Regions from separate parts of the Homo sapiens genome. Here region 2 is linked to region 1. Evidence: chromatin loops called from intact Hi-C (ENCODE). Cell type or tissue: OCI-LY7. All regions are shown on one strand. Region 1 has its middle 8.9 kb from the start of C20orf144. Region 2 overlaps CBFA2T2 (CBFA2/RUNX1 partner transcriptional co-repressor 2).

What was found. Hi-C counts contacts between places; a loop is a spot of excess contacts. Peaks named below come from ENCODE experiments on the same cell type or tissue, not always from the same donor. Only the 100,000 strongest peaks of a DNase experiment are listed, where the experiment ranks them.
Region 2: it touches region 1 in a loop (9-fold over the local background); 11 of 110 quality-filtered maps call a loop at or near these places.

What each region holds. Positions count from the first base shown.
Region 1 is chr20:33,650,957-33,655,956 of GRCh38, forward strand. No RefSeq gene overlaps it. Among named protein-coding and RNA genes, the nearest start is that of C20orf144, 8.9 kb to the right of the region's middle. RefSeq lists an enhancer at 2,180-2,768. In OCI-LY7, CTCF peaks have their summits at 2,478 (motif pointing left) and 2,678; a DNase peak (open chromatin) is centred at 2,445; H3K27ac peaks cover 608 bases.
Region 2 is chr20:33,512,953-33,517,952 of GRCh38, forward strand. All of the region lies in intron 1 of CBFA2T2 (CBFA2/RUNX1 partner transcriptional co-repressor 2), which reads left to right. Among named protein-coding and RNA genes, the nearest start is that of CBFA2T2, 25 kb to the left of the region's middle. RefSeq lists an enhancer at 4,192-4,956. In OCI-LY7, a CTCF peak has its summit at 2,853 (motif pointing right); a DNase peak (open chromatin) is centred at 2,829; H3K27ac peaks cover 712 bases.

The DNA of each region.
Region 1 (5,000 bases):
TTGGGCAATTGGATCGCTTTCGCGTTTTCCAGTGTGGCATACATCTTCTATGCATACTCTTTCTTCGCATTATTTATTTCCCTAGGATAATTTTCCAAAGTGGGGGTTTTTGATACTGAACATTTCTTGGATCCTTGAAATCTGTACAAACTACTCTCCCTAAAAGCCCAACAGCTTGTGTTGCCTCCAGCAGCCCCTGGGTGGTACTTTCCGTGGCCCTAAGGCTGGTGCAGGCACACCTGTGTGTGGAATTTCAGGCTGCCAGTCCGGTTTACCAGCTGGTGAGCTGAGGCCTCACTTCTGTCACTCAGATACCCATCTGTGCTCTCTCCCTGAGACCCGCCTCTCCTGAACAGCCTTGCCCAAGAGGCTCGTTGGGACCACTAGCTTCACAATCCCCTAGAATGCAAGGGGAGAGGGACTGGTTACTAGATCTGGAGACGAGGAGAAGGGCTAGCCTATGGCGTAGGGGTTGGCTGTATGATCTTTGGTGCAGGTGGTGCCAACTGCAAACCTTTCTGGGCTGCACTGCAATCTGCCCACCTAGAACAATGACAAGATCTCAGTCATGGGACTGTCAGCCCTCCACAAGAGCACTATGTTGGTGGAAACGGAATGTGCCATAGAAATGGCAGGCTGAAAATCTTTTCGTGACCACAAAACACCCAGATGCCAGATAAATTATAATGAATGTACTTTTAACTGTATTGCTGAGGTCACAGATAGGACATTTCCAAGAACTCAAGAGTTGGAGGGAGATTGCCTCTAGGCGCAATGTGAGGCTTGGTTTTGAGCATATACAAAGTACGGAAACAAAACCGGGGCCTTTCCACAATGGCAGGTAGCTCAGCACCTTTGGCACCGTGAAAAGGCGGCAGGGAAAATCTGCCCATCTGCAATGGAAACTGAATTGGAAACAGCTCTGTCCCTGCTTGAGAAAAAGAAAGAAAAACTGGGCCGGGCGTGGCGGCTCACACCTGTAATCCCAGCACTTTCGGAGGCTGAGATCACTTGATTCCAGGAGTTTGAGACCAACCTGGGCAACATAGTGAGACGCCCGTCTCAAAAATTAAAAACTTAGCTGTACATGTCAGGTATATACTGAAGGAAGGTCAGGGAATCCTGGTGCTGAGAAATTAAGATAATTAAGGACCTTCAGGGTCAATATTGTGTGTCAACCAATTATAAGCTGTCCGGAAACACTACTGAACCTTCAAGAAAATGAGCCATTGTTAGCAAAGTCAACAGGAACAATAATTGATTTAACCCCTGGGACTTCAGATATTACAATCACCAGATACAGGCAGGGCACAGCAGTTCGCGCCTGTAATCCCAGCACTTTGGGAGGCCGAGGAGGGCAGATCATGAAGTCCGGAGTTTGAGACCAGCCTGAGCAACATGGTGAAACCGTCTCCACTAAAAATACAAAAATTAGCCGAATGTGGTGGCAGGCGCCTGTAATCCCAGCTACTCAGGAGGCTGAGGCAGGAGAATCGCTTGAATCTGGGAAGCAGAGGTTGCAGTGAGCCGAGATCACGCCACTGCACTCCAGCCTGGGCGACAGAGAGACTCCATCTCAAAAAAAAAAAAAAAAAAAAAAAAAAAAAAGCACACCAGATACAGAATACAAAATATGAAACCTCTGAAGATGGCACTGAAAAACAATGAGCAAAAAGAGTCTGAAAATGACTAGGCAGATTTGAAAATAGAATTCTGGAAATGACAATCATTGAAATAATGTGTTATTCACCAATAGATTACATCAACCTGAAAAAGAAAAAATTAGTGGTGCGTTACCTTTGTCAGAAAGAGAGCAAAGAGGCCGGGCGCAGTGGCTCATGCCTGTAATCCCAGCACTTTGGGAGGCTGAGGCAGGTGGATCACGAGGTCAGGAGATCGAGACCATCCTGGCTAACATGGTGAAACCCCACCTCTACTAAAAATACAAATAATTAGCCCGGTGTGGTGGCAGGAGCCTGTAGTCCCAGCTACTCAGGAAAGTGAGGCAGGAGAATCGCTTGAACCCAGGAGGCAGAAGTTGCAGTGGGCCGAGATCATGCCACTGCACTCCAGCACTCCAGCCTGGGTAACAGAGCAAGACCTCATCTCAAAAAAAAAAAGAAAAAAAAGAGACAAATAATTGGGAACTGTGAAAGATCTGTTCCTCTGGAAGGTTAGGAAGGGAAAGCCTTTTCATGTGTTACCAAGAGCAGCATCCAAGAGCCTGCTAATGTGTTTCTCAGCAGAAAGGGCACTGTCCTGAGGTGGGGATAGGATCTTGGGAAGCAAACATGTCTCTTGCCCGTCTCTGCTTGTTTCTGACTGCTGGTATTTCAGGGTCAGGGTCACGATTAGGCATGTCTCCTTCTTAGCCTTCCTTCCAAGAGGCTTGGGGGAACCAGCGACAGTCCCCACTCCACTCCTCAGGTGGGCTTCATTGCCTGCTGCCAGGAGCCCTCTTGTGGACAGAGCTGGACTTTCCCCCTGGGTTGCCACCATCCCTAAGCCAGATTCCTTTCCAGAGTACACACCAGCAGCTTTTCCTTCCCCTTCGCATCAGCATTTTCTCAGGCTGCCTTTCCACCCCATGAGTTAATATTTGCTAGGTTCCTCCTAGAGTTCCAGAAGTGATCGGGGATCAGTCTCCCCACCTTCTGAGGGCTGGCTCACCCAGGCCCTCGCACTGGGCTCGTCCTTGCTGCCCCGTCTGCCATTTTGCAGGCCCCGAGGCCTGGCATTGTTCCTTCTTTTGGTGTAGCTGCCTCTACCTCCTCCAGCTGGGGCGGGTTTCTGCTACCGGAGGGTGTCCTCTCCCAGCGCTGTTTACTCCTGATGGCTAGCAGCTGTTGGTGCCAGGGAGTGGATCCCTCCTGCGTGACTCGGAGCAAGGCACTTATTCACTGAGCTTTTTCCTCCGTAAGCTGGGGATGCTAACGATGCCTATACCTCTGGGGTGTTGCGAGGGTAAAATGCAATCAACAACATGGGTATAGCCCCTAGCACAGGGCCTGGCACCCAAGGCACCCCTGTAAACTGGTTGCTGCTATAACCTGTTTCTCTCCCCACCAATCTGTGGTTTCTTTGAGGATTGATCTTTGTGTCCAGCACTCTATGTGGAGCCTGGTGTCCTGCTGAAGTAGTATGTTTCGAGAATAATTTTTTGAAGACCACCTAATTCTCAGTCCCTTTCGGCTCATAAGAGACTGTGTTAAGGGGACTTGTTAGGAGAGCTGTAGGGCATTGGCCACCATCTAGACTGTTGCTATCTCCAGCCTGGCCTGGCACTGAGCCAATCCCTGGGACAGGTTTGAATATTTACAGGTGAGTCACAGGTGCAGGTGTGAGGAAGGGGAGAGGACAGGTGCAGGGAGTGGGTGGAAGGGTGGGGGCGGCAGCTGGCCAATGAGCCCGGAGCTCTCCTGACTTCAGGGCTCTGCCTGCCCTTGACCGAGTGCTGTCACCAGCCCAGAACATTTGATCATCCCCAGCACCTGCCACAAAGCAGGTGCCCAGCGCAGGATTGGGAAAGGCGCCCCAGCACAATGGCACTCACCTGCTCCTTACAGTGGAAGCGTTTCTGTGGCGGACGGGTGGCTTGGGACAAAAGCCACAGACAGGGTGACTGGGGTTGTAAATGGCCCAGCCTTGGCTGCCAGGACATGAAATTATGACCTTGATGCTGAAGGCAGTGGGTGCCATTGAAGGGTCTTGGCCAGAGGTGCGTTTTTCAAAATGGCAACATTTCGAAAGCCGCCTCTGGCTGTGTCTTTACAGGGAATGGACGGGGTGGGAGCCAGGTAAAGAAGTTGCTGCAGTCTTCCACGCCAGAGAGGACGGTGGCCCTGACTTGGGGGCTGGGGCGAGGCACAATGGTGGGGATGGCAGGCTACAGATGAGGTGGGCTCGTGAGATCGACAGACAAGGCAGAGGCTTGAGGGCTTCCTCCAGGTCCCCACAGCCCCAGCCCAGCTCAGACGTCTGTTCTGTGGCTGCAGCTCCAGCCATGTCTGCGCTCAGCTCCACCCCCACCCACTCCCTGTCTGGGACCCTCCTGTCTCCCTGTCACCTGCAAGACAACATTCCACTCCCATGCACCCGGCCTCCTCAGCTCGCCCCAGCCCTCACACTCCAAGGATCCCTTCTGCCCTCGCACCTGCCCGGAGACCTCTGCTCTACTTCCACAGCTCAAACCAAACACTGTCCTAAGAGGCCCCCTGACCCTGCTGGACATCCCTGCCTGCGTGCCCTCCTCTGCAGCTCCAGCTTTCAGGAGGGAGGACACAGCCTTTCTTATTAAAAATTGTAATAAAGAGGTGTCCACCTTCAGAACTGCACTGCAGGGCGAGGCAGGCAGGGTGCCCAGGGCACAAAAACTAAGGAGACGCCCACCACAGATAAGTCAGCCTGAGGGCTTGGGCATGTCTAAAGATGGCAGTGGGCTGGGCACAGTGGCTCATGCCTGTAATCCCGGCACTTTGGGAGGCCAAGGTGTGCAGATCACTTGGGGACAGCAGTTCAAGACCAGCCTGGCCAACATGGTGAAACCCCATCTCTACTAAAAATACAAAAAAAATTAGCCAGGTGTAGTTGTGTGTGCCTGTAATTCCAGCTACTGGGGAGGCTGAGGCAGGAGAATCGCTTGAATTCAGGAGGCAGAGGGTCAGTGAGCCAAGATCGCACCACTGCACTCCAGGCTGGGCGACAGAGCAACTCCGTCTCAAAAAATAACAATAATAAATAAAGATGGCAGAGGGAAGTTTTTTTAGTTTTGAGGATTTGTTGCTACAGTTTTTGTGGAGGACAAAAGAAGCCTTTACAACACAGGACGTAAAGCAGGGCGATGTCCTCCTCAGCTGTCTTCTCTAACAAGACACACTGCCCAGCCTGGGCAACATGGCGAAACCCCCATCTCTACAAAAATTAGCTGGGCGTGGTAGTGTGCGCCTGTAGTCCTTGGCTCACTGCAACCTCCGCCTCCTGGGCTCAAGCGATTCTCCTGC
Region 2 (5,000 bases), 140 kb before region 1:
TGCATTAGCCAGGATGGTCTCGATCTCCTGACCTTGTGATCCACCCACCTTGGCCTCCCAAAGTGCTGGGATTACAGGCGTGAGCCACCGCACCCGGCCACGTATGTATGTCTTTTTGTTGGGTGTATGCCTAGGAATGGGATTGGAGGGACATACAGTGTGCATATGTTCAGCTTTAGTAGATGCTGCTGCTGTCAAAGTTTTCCAGAGTTGTTCTATCAGCCAATGCTTGCATCAGCAGTCTGTGAGAGTTCCATTTATTACACATCCTCTCCAGACTAACAACTTGCTGTTGTTAATGTTTAACCTTTTTGAAGAGCCTCTGCTTTGTGAGATAGGTAGAGGGCATACAGTCGTGAAGAAAACAGTGCTGCTTTCATAGACCGTAATGGGTTTTTTTGTTTTTTTTTTGGTTTTTTTTTTTGAGATAGAGTCTCACTCTTGTCTCCCAGGCTGGAGTGCAGTGGCACAGTATCAGCTCACTGCAACCTTCACCTCTCAGGTTCAAGCGATTCTCCTGCCTCAGCCTCCCAATTACAGCTGGGATTACAGGTGCCCACCATCACGCCCAGCTAATTTTTGTATTTTTTAGTAGAGACGGGGTTTCACCATGTTGGCCAGGCAGGTCTCGAACTCTTGACCTTGTGATCCGCCTGCGTTGGCCTCCCAAAGTGCTGGGATTACAGGCGTGAGCCACCGCACCTGGCCAGATTAGCTGGGGCATGGTGGCAGGTGCCTGTAATCCCAGCTACTTGGGAGGCTGAGGCAGGAGAATCGCTTGAACCCGGGAGGAAGAGATTGCAGTGAGCCAAGATTGCGCAACTGCGCTACTGGCCGGGTGACAGAGTAAGACTCTGTCCCAGGAAAAAAAAAAAAAAAAAAAAGAATGTTGTACCTGTTTAATATATTTAGGTGTTGATAAGTACTTGCTGTTTTTTGTTTTGTGTTTTTTTTTGTTGTTGTTGTTGTTTTGAGAGGGGGTCTTTTGCCCAGGCTGGAGTGCAGTGGTGCGATCTCGGCTCACTGCAGCCTCTGCCTCCTGGGTTCCAGCAATTCTCCTACCTCAGCCTCCCAAGTAGCTGGGATTGCAGGCACCGGCCACCATGCCTGGCTACTTTTTTTGTATTTTTAGTAGAGACAGGATTTTACCATGTTGGTCAGGCGGGCCTCGAACTCCTGACCTCAGGTGATCCACCTGCTTTGGCCTCCCAAAGTGCTAAGATTACAGGCGTGAGCCACCGTGCCCTGCCTTTGTTTTTTTTTTTTTTTTTTTTTTTTTTGAGATAGAGTCTTACTCTGTCACCCAGGCTGGAGTGCAGTGGTGCGATCTCGGCTCGCTACAACCTCCACCTCTTGGGTTCAAACGATTCTCCTGCCTTTGCCTCCCCAGTAACTGGGATGACAGGTGTGTGCTACCACACCGAGCTAATTTTTGTATTTTTAGTAGAGACGGGGTTTCACCATGTCTGGAGAGGAGCAGTCCAGGCAAAGGTAATAGCGGGTGTTGAGGCCCTGAGGTAGGAACATGCTTGATATGTTTAAAGAGCACCAAGGAGGCTAGCATGGCTGGAGCAGGGGATGGAGCGAAAAGCTGATGTCAGGGAGGTAGATGGGGGCCAGAGCACACAGCGCATTTGGGGTCATGGTAAGGATTTTGGATTTGCTGAATGAAATCAGTTTTGAGCAGGAGGGTGACATTATCCCCTTTACCTTTTAAAGAGATTGCTTTTATTTATTTATTTATTTTATTATTATTATTTTTAAAGACAAAGTCTTGCTCTGTCCTATAGGCTGGAGTGCGATGGTGGGGTCTTGCTCACTGCAACCTCCGCCTCCTAGGTTCAAGTGATTCTCCTGCCTCGGCCTCCCGAGTAGCTGGGACTACTGGTGCCTGCCATCACACCTGGCTGATTTTTTAATTATTAGAGATGGGGTTTCACTGTGTTGGCCAGGCTGTTCTTGAACTCCTAACCTTGTGATCCGCCCGCCTTGGCCTCCCAAAGTGCTGGGATTACAGGCGTGAGCCACTGCACTGGGTCTAAGAGATTGCTTTTAGAGAAAACACCTAGTGAATCAAGGGAGGAGGTAGGAATGTGAATTAAGAAGTTACTGTTGGCCGGGCTTGGTGGCTCACGCCTGTAATCACAGCACTTTGGGAGGCCGAAGCGGGTGGATCACCTGAGGTCAGGAGTTTGAGACTAGCCTAGCAAAAACATGGTGAAATCCTGTCTCTACTAAAAATAGAAAAATTCACTGGGTGTGGTGGCAGGCGCCTGTAGTCCCAGCTACTTGGGAGGCTGAGGCAGGAGAATTGCTTGAAACCTGGAGGTGGAGGTTGCAGTGAGCCAAGATCGTGTCACTGCACTCCAGCCTGGGTGACAAAGCAAGACTCCATCTCAAAAAAAAAAAAAAAAAAAAAGTGTGGCACTGCACACCAGCCTGGGTGACGGAAAACGTGTCCTTGGCCAAATAGTGGTATCCTGCTCAATGAGGGATAATGTTATTTATGCTATAATATCTACCTATTATTTATTCTGTAGTGTTCTGCATTGACACTATAGTTTTTTATTTTTATTTTTTTATTGAGATGGAGTCTCACTCTGTCATCCAGCGAGGCTGAGGTGGGTGGGTCAGAGACCTCAAGTTTGAGACCAGCCTGACAAACATGGCGAAACCCTGTCTCTACTAAAAATACAAAATTAGTCGGGCATGGTGGCGTATACCTGTAATCCCAGCTAATTGGGAGGCTGAGACAAGAGAATCACTTGAACTCGGGAGGCAGAGGTTGCAGTGAGCCGAGATTGTGCCATTACACTCCATCCTGGGCCACAAGAGGGAGACTCCATCTCAAAAAAAAAAAAAAAAAAAACGGGGCGGGGGGAATATCTTATAATTACTTTCCTAAAGATAGCTTTCAAAAATTACAGTGTCGAGAAGGCTCATACCTGTAATCCCAGCCCTTTGGGAGGACAACACAGAAGAATAGTTTGAGACCATCCTGAGCAAAATAGCAAGAATGCATCTCTACAAAACATAAGAAAAATTAGCCAGTAGCACACCTGTAATCCCAGTTACTCAGGAGGCTGAGGCAGGAGGAGGCTAAGCCCAGGAGGTTGAGGCTGGAGTGACCTGTGATCATGTCACTGCACTGTGCCTGAGAGACAGAGCAAGACCCGGCCTCAAAAATGTAAAAATAAATTCAAAAAATGAACAATAATTTAAAAACTACAGCGTCAGACGGGCATGGTGGCTCACACTTGTAGTCCCAGCACTTTGGGAGTCCGAGGCGGGCAGATCACCTGAGATCAGGAGTTCGAGACCAGTCTGGCCAACATAGTGAAACCCCATCTCTACTAAAAATATAAAAATTAGCTGGGTGTGGTGGTGCATGCCTGTAATTCCAGCTACTCAGGAGGCTGAGGCAGGAGAATCCCTTGAACCTAGCAGGCAGAGGTTACAGTGAGCTGAGAGCGTGCCACTGCACTCCAGCCTGAGCAACAGAGTGAGACTCCATCTTAAAATATAAAAATAAAAAACTATAGCCAGGTGCAGTGGCTCACGCCTATAATCCTAGACTTCGGGAGGCCGAGGTGGGCAGATCACAAGGTCCAGAGTTCGAGACCAGCCTGACCAACATGGTGAAACCCTGTGCTGGGATTACAGGTGTGAACCACCATGCCCAGCCAAGACATTCTTTAAAAATGCCTAGCAAATATAGTAAAAAGTAAAAATTCTCTTTCACCTCATCGCTGAAAGTTTCTGTATATTTTCAGGCTTTTTGGTATACCTTTATACACATCTGTAATACTCACGCAGTGTTTTTTCTAAATGGAATGATACTGTACATAATACTTTGCAGTTTTTATAATTTACAGTCAGATGGGAAGGACACAAAACTATTCTAGAAGATCTTTGCTTTAAACAGTAGTGAAGACATTTATCTCTTCTGTTGTTTTAAGTGCCTTGGAACAGATTTTATGAACAACAGCAACATTCGATATTGATTTGCTCAGTGTTAGTAGTGAGATGCCTTTAGTAGTGAGATCACACCTTTCAGAGAACTTTCTAAATGCTCTGTAAATAAAAGCAGATATGTGATGGACTGCTTCATGATGTTGCCAAGCACCATTCACATCCTTTTCCCTTTCTCAGAAAGTGCAGAGTCATCCATTTTGGAGCAGTTAGTTCTTGCAGATCTACCAATTACCTGTGGTTATAGGAGATGATGTTTCTCTATCTGCCTGAAAGTGGAAAAAGGAATTAATGAACCTGTGAAGTTCAGTTCTGTAACTAGACAGAGCTGTGCTGGAAATGAAAATAAGTCCTTTCTGTTATTCATGACATATGGGAAGAAAAGCTTCAGGTAGATCAAGCTCTGCAGGCCTAAATCCACAGAAGCCTTGCCAATTTTCAGCTCATTATTGCCATCAAGGTATTTTGGTGATTATTTCCACTATTGTAAACTAATTCATAGGACTGGTTTTTTTGGTTTTTTTGGTGTTTTTTTTTTTTTTTGAGACAGAGTCTCGCTCTGTTGTCCAGACTAAAGTGCAGTGGTGTGATCTTGGCTCACTGCAATCTCCGGCTCAATCACTCAAGTGATTCTTGTGCCTCAGCCTCTTGAGTAGCTGGGACTGTAGGTGAATGTCACCATGCACAGCTTTTTTGTATTTTTAGTAGAGATAAGGTTTGGTTTGGTTAGTAGAGCCTAGGTTGGCTAGGCTGCTATATTTTGCCTTTTTTTTTTTTTTTGAAGACGGAGACTTGCTTGCAACCTCCGCCTCCCGGTTCAAGCAATTCTCCTGACTCAGCCTCCCGAGTAGCTTGTTCTACAGGTGTGTGCCACCATACCTGGCCAATTTTTTGTATTTCTAGTAGAGATGGAGTTTCACTGTGTGGGCCAGGTTGGTCTCAAACTCCTGACCTTGTGATCCACCCGCCTCGGCCTCCTAAAGTGCTAGGATTACAGGCGTGAGCCACCGTGCCCAGCTTACATTTTG